Linked DNA regions of Homo sapiens: region 2 is linked to region 1. The links are chromatin contacts, found by POLR2A ChIA-PET in ENCODE. All regions are on one chromosome and are shown on one strand. The core of a region is the stretch at or near the end of the contact, and the rest is flanking DNA. Distances in the headings are between cores, read along the strand shown. Region 1 overlaps TNRC6A (trinucleotide repeat containing adaptor 6A). Region 2 has its middle 29 kb from the start of TNRC6A.

The links. ChIA-PET counts read pairs that join two places held with the same protein, here RNA polymerase II (POLR2A).
Region 2: POLR2A ChIA-PET joins it to region 1 with 12 read pairs in activated CD8-positive, alpha-beta memory T cell. The contact joins two enhancer-like sites. POLR2A ChIA-PET finds 5 or more read pairs at or near these places in 5 of 52 experiments (AG04449, CD4-positive, alpha-beta T cell, RWPE1 and 2 more).

Annotation. Positions count from the first base shown.
Region 1 is chr16:24,821,692-24,824,594 of GRCh38, reverse strand. TNRC6A (trinucleotide repeat containing adaptor 6A) reads right to left here. Exons shown (of 25, transcript NM_014494.4): 23 at 2,448-2,518; 24 at 1,582-1,721; 25 at 1-1,163. The coding sequence ends at 788. Among named protein-coding and RNA genes, the nearest start is that of SLC5A11, 23 kb to the left of the region's middle. RefSeq lists an enhancer at 1,283-1,783. Within about 2 kb of position 1,459, at least 2 of the 41 ENCODE cell types and tissues checked have a DNase peak (open chromatin) inside an H3K27ac peak, as active enhancers do.
Region 2 is chr16:24,699,436-24,702,364 of GRCh38, reverse strand. It overlaps a transcript of TNRC6A not described here. Among named protein-coding and RNA genes, the nearest start is that of TNRC6A, 29 kb to the left of the region's middle. Within about 2 kb of position 1,269, at least 19 of the 41 ENCODE cell types and tissues checked have a DNase peak (open chromatin) inside an H3K27ac peak, as active enhancers do.

The DNA of each region.
Region 1 (2,903 bases), core at 210-2,709:
CATTTTTTTTTCTCAAAAAACAAACAAAAAAATCTGTAAACAAGAAGGTTCAAAGTGAGAACCTCCAAAACAAAATGGAAAGCCTATTCAAAGTGCAGGGCCCGTCCTGGGTGGCAGGTGGGCTGCAAGTCACAGCTGTGGCCACAGTTTTTCAAACTGCAGAGCGAAATTCTTTAGTTTTACAACATGAAAAAACTGGTGCAACACTTTCATTAATAATCCTAAGTCAGCATCCTAACTTGATCTTTTAAACTCCACGATACCACAATAAGGTAGGCAACATCAAGGCATAGTAGAGAGCGCACGCCTCCTAAGAACACCCTTGAGTAAACATTGACACTGGGACAGCTGCCCCCCATACTGCCGATGAGACGGAGAGAACATCATTCAGTGCAAAGGGAAAAGCTCATACGTTATCAGCCCAAAAAATGGTTTTGCAAGAGAGAAAAAAAGGGGCGGGGGGGGGGGTTGGGGAGGAATAGAAGGAAAAAAAAAAAAAGAATCCAAAGGCTAAACATGATGAATAGACACAAGCGAGCTCATTCTCTACGGTTTAGCATGTATGGCGCTATTTGGGAGTGTAAATAGAGTAGATACCTTTTCACATTATAATATTGGCCTGCATGATTCAAGTATTCAAACTGATATGTTTTGGGGAAAACAAAGTGGAAAATGTGCAGAGAATAGCTGTTCCCACAGGCGGCCCCTGGCTGCAGGCGGCGAGCCCCACTTAGTGCTCCTTTCCCTCGCGTCTGAGGTCCCGGTCGGTGAGTCTGCATCTACACTGTTACATGGACTCTCCACCCCCACCCAGGTGGTCAACAGAAAGAAAAGCGTTAATGGGAGATGGGCTGCTAATTCCTCGGGGGTCGCTGCTGCTTGGGGGACCCCACAGGCTTGTGGAATAATGCGGGGTCCCCCAGAGTGAAGTGCCGTGAAGGTCTCCACAGTTAGTTCCCGACAGCCCAGCACCATTCCAGTGATTGAGATCGGTCCGGCTGGAGAATGAGTGGGAACAGTCGAGGGAGCCCAGCCGGCTCTGGCTGGACCCGAGAGACTGCCAGCCGGGAGAAGGGGTCAGAGACTGGCTTTGTGCAAAGAAACGACTGATCTCCTCTTCACTGGCAAACTCAGCAAGAATAGTAGTGTTCCCCAGTACACACCTAGAGGAGAGAGGCACCGCGGACACGTGAGGACAGCACACCAGGAGGGCTTCATTCACTCACAAGTGAGGGTGCAACTTGTCTCTGCTAGAAAAGCCACAGAAGGCACAGAGGGAGAGACTACACCACATAACCTGCGTGCCCTCCCTTCACCCGAGTGTGCACCCACAGCTCTCCAGGGCCTGGTGCCTTGCCCAGAGCGAACTTCCTCTGTCTGCCATGGGCAACGTAAGGGACTTTCTAGGGCCATCTAGCCAGGTCTGATTCCCCGCTTAGGAATGCCGACCTTGGAATCAGGGCACTACTGCAGCCAGCAGGAGCCACCCACGCAGGACCCTGTGCACTGCCCCGGGTCAGGCTGTGCTCTCACACTCCTTCCCCTAGACTCTTCCAACTGGGAGCCCAACAGCCAACTTACATGTGCAGAGACTTTTGTGCCTTCACTACCTCTTCTTTTGAACTGTAGCGGACCAGAGCATTTCCGTGAGGGAGGTTCAGGTGGAATGTGATCAGCGGGCCGTGCTGCATGCACAGAGTGCGCAGAGTTGAGCCATCGATCTAGGAAACAGTGTGGAAACTGCCAGTGAGAGGCGTCACCGCGGGCCCTCCAGGAGGCTGTTTCAGGCTGCACTGCTGCCCCTCCTCTCTTTCCTGAGGCTCTGTGCTCCTGGCACCACTCTTCACTGACACTCTGACGTTGCTCTGACGGGGTGCAGAGCCATCTTCCCCACCTCCACTGCTCCCAGAGCCATACCGCTCTGGCCTCTAGACTCCTGGACACTCCCCAGATCCCCACTGTGGCTCCATGTCTTCTCTCTTCCCTGCCCTGAGGACAGCATCCATCAAGGTTCTGCTCCCTGAGGGAGGAGGGAGGTGGGAGCTCAACACCCAGCCTCCAGAGGAGGGCGCAGGCCAGGGGCTAAGAAAATGCTCTCACCTCAGGGGCAGACCAGGATTTCTCCATGTGCCAACAAGGACCACCTGTGTCAAATTCATCTGCAGGCCCTCATACAAATGCAGAGTCCCAGCCCCTAGCCCAGATCTACTGACTCAATCTCTGGGTGAGGCCTGGGAATCTGTATGCTTGGTTGGTTCCCAGGCACATTACAGCGTGAACCACCAGATTCGACCACAGCCTGCCTGAGGTCTACAGACCACTCCTCTGCTGTTTCCTCTGCTCGGCTTCACTACCACCTAGCAGCCCTTGTCTCACATACAGACCCGAACCTCTGTTCCCATGCTCCCTGGCGTAGCCACATAAACCAGCGTATCTGGTATCCTTACCTGAGGTGTAAGGTTTTTTAGAACAAGCCAATTTGTTATTCTCCCTGAGCTGCTCTCACCCCAGCTGGAACCTAAACAAGGAAAAAAAGGACAAGTCAGTTTTCCAGGACTGAAAGAGCCCAACTACAGTTACTTAGCAGATCACCTGGCCTCTTGACTTCCTTCACTTCCTTGCACTTCTACATGGGAGGCTTTCTCCCTAGGCCCAGAATTTCAGCTCGCCCTAGCCATGGCCAGGCATTAACTCCTATGGCAGGGGGCTCTGCCTCTGGCGACAGTGAGCTCAGAATGGCTCCCAGTTCACCACAGAGGAGGGCAGTGAGCCACAAAAGGCTGCATCTTTTTGAGATCTTCTCATTGATAGGAGCTAAAATAATCTCAAACGGTACCATCTGGGGAAGACTTCAGTAGTGTCTGATCACTCTGCGTGTGTGTCCTTCAGGGCATGAAGCTTTA
Region 2 (2,929 bases), core at 20-2,519, 120 kb after region 1:
CTCTACAAAAAATACAAAAATTAGCTGGGCATGGTGGCATGTGCCTGAAGTCCCAGCTACTCGGGAGGCTGAGCTGGGAAGATCACTTGAGCTCCAGAGGCAGAGGCTGCAGTGAGGAAAGATTGTGCCATTGCACTCCAGCCTGGGTGACAGAGCGAAACCCTGCCTCAAAAAAAAAAAAAGAAAAAAGAAAAAAGAAAAGAAAAAAGAGTTTACACGCGAAATGTGGACACTGCCTCAAAAAAAAAAAAAAAAAAGAAAAAAGAAAAGAAAAGAAAATAGAGTTTACATGTGAAATGTGAAAGAGAAGACACATGGTCCCTGCATATAGAAGAGGAGGCAATCAGTGGGGTTATTGAGAGGCGTGTTTTTTTTGTTTTTGTTTTTTTTCAGTACAGGAAAGACTTAGGCTTCTTTATAGGAGTGTGAGATGTGGAAGAAATAGGAACAAAGTTGATGGATGGACTCCAAAGTCCATGTGGAAGAATTAACCTTGGAAGGAGTCCAGTCTCTCTTCCATAAGACCAGAAGGAAGGAGGAAAGGATGGGTTCAGATACCAATTAGTTGATGGTGCAGAGAATGTTTTTCTTATTGGCCTCAATTTCCTGAGGAAAGAGGCAGAATCATTTGTGAAAATGACAGAAGGGATAGCAGGGCCATGGGTTTCGGAAGCCAGGAGGTTAGACAAGTTAGTAAGTGGCTGGGCACTGTGGCTCACGCCTGTAATCCGAGCACTTTGGGAGGCTGAGACGGGCAGATCGCCTGAGGTCAGGAGTTCAGACTAGCCTGACCAACATGGTGAAACCCCATCTCTATTAAAAATACAAAAATTAGCCAGGCATGGTGGCATGCGCCTGTAGTCCCAGCTACTCGGGAGGCTGAGGCAGGAGAATTGCTTGAACCCAGAAGATGGAGGTTGCAGTGAGCTGAGATCATGGCCATTGCACTCCAGCCTGGGCGACAGAGCGAGACTCCGTCTCAAAAAAAAAAAAAAAGAAAAAAAAGTTAGTAAGGTGGGTGGGAGAGGGAACTCAGACTCAGAGAGGCTTGGGAGCATTGAAGAGCCAGATGCCAGCAGAGGAGTGAATTCTTAGTGGCAGTGAGCCCCAGCTCCTGAAGCTCCCCCTGCAGTCCCCTGCAGCCTCATTTGGGAATAGTCTCCGCCTGAGTCATCTCTGCTTCAGTCCACACAACCTCAATTCTTTCAATGTTACTCATACATTTTGGCTTTGAGCCTCGTGCTCTCTGGATAATTGCCTCTGAACTTAACTGCCTTTTGGCACCCTTCCTCCCAGAACTGAATGTTCTTCCCGGGCTAGGGCTGACCCAAGTCCACCTCCCTGGTTCTGGGCCTTATACTTTGATTAATTCAGCCTGGGATGACCAGAGCACATTGGGCAGCCTTATTGCATTGGGTCAGTGACAGACAATTCCAAAGAGCGAGAGAAACATGTCTGTGAAGGCGTCAGCCCACGTGGTAGCCATGGCGGAACATGGGGTGGCAGGGAACAAGTGGTTTGCTATAAAGAAGCAAGAGAAAAGATGTTCAACATGCTGGCTAGTGGAGAATGTCTAGAGGTGTGGGGTCAGGGATCGGCTGAAACATATAGGTAGGCTATTGCCTAAGGACAGCATCTCACTGGCTAAGACAGCCAGACAGGCACAGCGGTCAGCACTTTGAGCCTAGTTACTGAGCACAGCCAATATGGCACCTCTACCACGAAGATCCATAGGTCATTAGGGTTCAGGGGTGCAGCAAGAGAAAGAGAAGAGTGTGAGGGAACCCCCTGGAGCACCACTTACTTATTTATTTAATATTCAGACATAGGCTGGGCACGGTGGCTCATGCCTATAATCCCAAAACTTTGAGAGGTCAAGGGGGGAGGCTCATCTGAGGTTAGGAGTTCGTAAGACCAGCCTGGCCAACATGGTGAAACCTGTCTCTACTAAAAATACAAAAATTAGCCGGGCATGGTGGCATGCGTCTGTAGTCCCAGCTACTTGGGAAGCTGAGGCAGGAGAATTGCTTAAACTTGGGAAGCAGAGATTGCAGTGAGCCAAGATCGCACCACTGCACTCCAGCCTGGGCAACAGAGTGAGACTCTGTCTCAAAAAAAAAAAGAAAAATTCAGACACAGGGTCTCACTATGTTGCCCAGGCTGGTCTTGAACTCCTCCTGGCCTTTGAGTGATCCTCCCGTCTCAGTTTCCCAAAGTGCTAAAATTACAGGTGTGAGCCACCTTGACCAGCCTCTGGGGCACCTTTTGATCCCAGCTATTACCAGATACTAGAGTTACTGTGGGTCAAAAACTTTGGGCACCCAGAACCTAAAGGGTCCCTGATTCTGGAAGGGGCAGAATCAAGCATGGTGGAAGGAACATAGCCTTTGGCATCAGAGCTAGATTTAAAGCCTGTCTCTGCTACTTATTTCCTGTGTAACACTAGCACTTGGCACATTGCTGAGCTTCTTAGAACTTCGGTGTCCATATCTGTAAAATGGAAATTAATAATTCTTACCCCTCAAGTCCTCAGGGTTGACTGTTAAAGAAATGGTATCTGTGGCCCTTCAGCTCAGTGCTCTCTTGTCCATCTCTGGGCTTTTGTATTTGTTATTTTCTCAGAAGCTTTTTTTTTTTTTTTTGGTAGAGACAGGGTTCCATTCTGTTGCCTGGGCCGGAGTGCAGTGGCGCAATCATAGCTCACTGCAGCCTTGGAATCCTAACCTTAGGCGATTCTCCCACCTCAGCCTCCCAAGTATCTGAGATGACAGGTGCACGCCACCATGCCCAGCTCATTTTAAAAATTTTTTGTAGAAATGGGATCTTGCTATGTTGCCCAGGCTTGTCTGGCACTCCTGGCCTCAAGCAATTCTCCCGCCTTGGCCTCTCAAACTGCTGGCATTACAGGTGTGAGACATCGTGCCTGGTC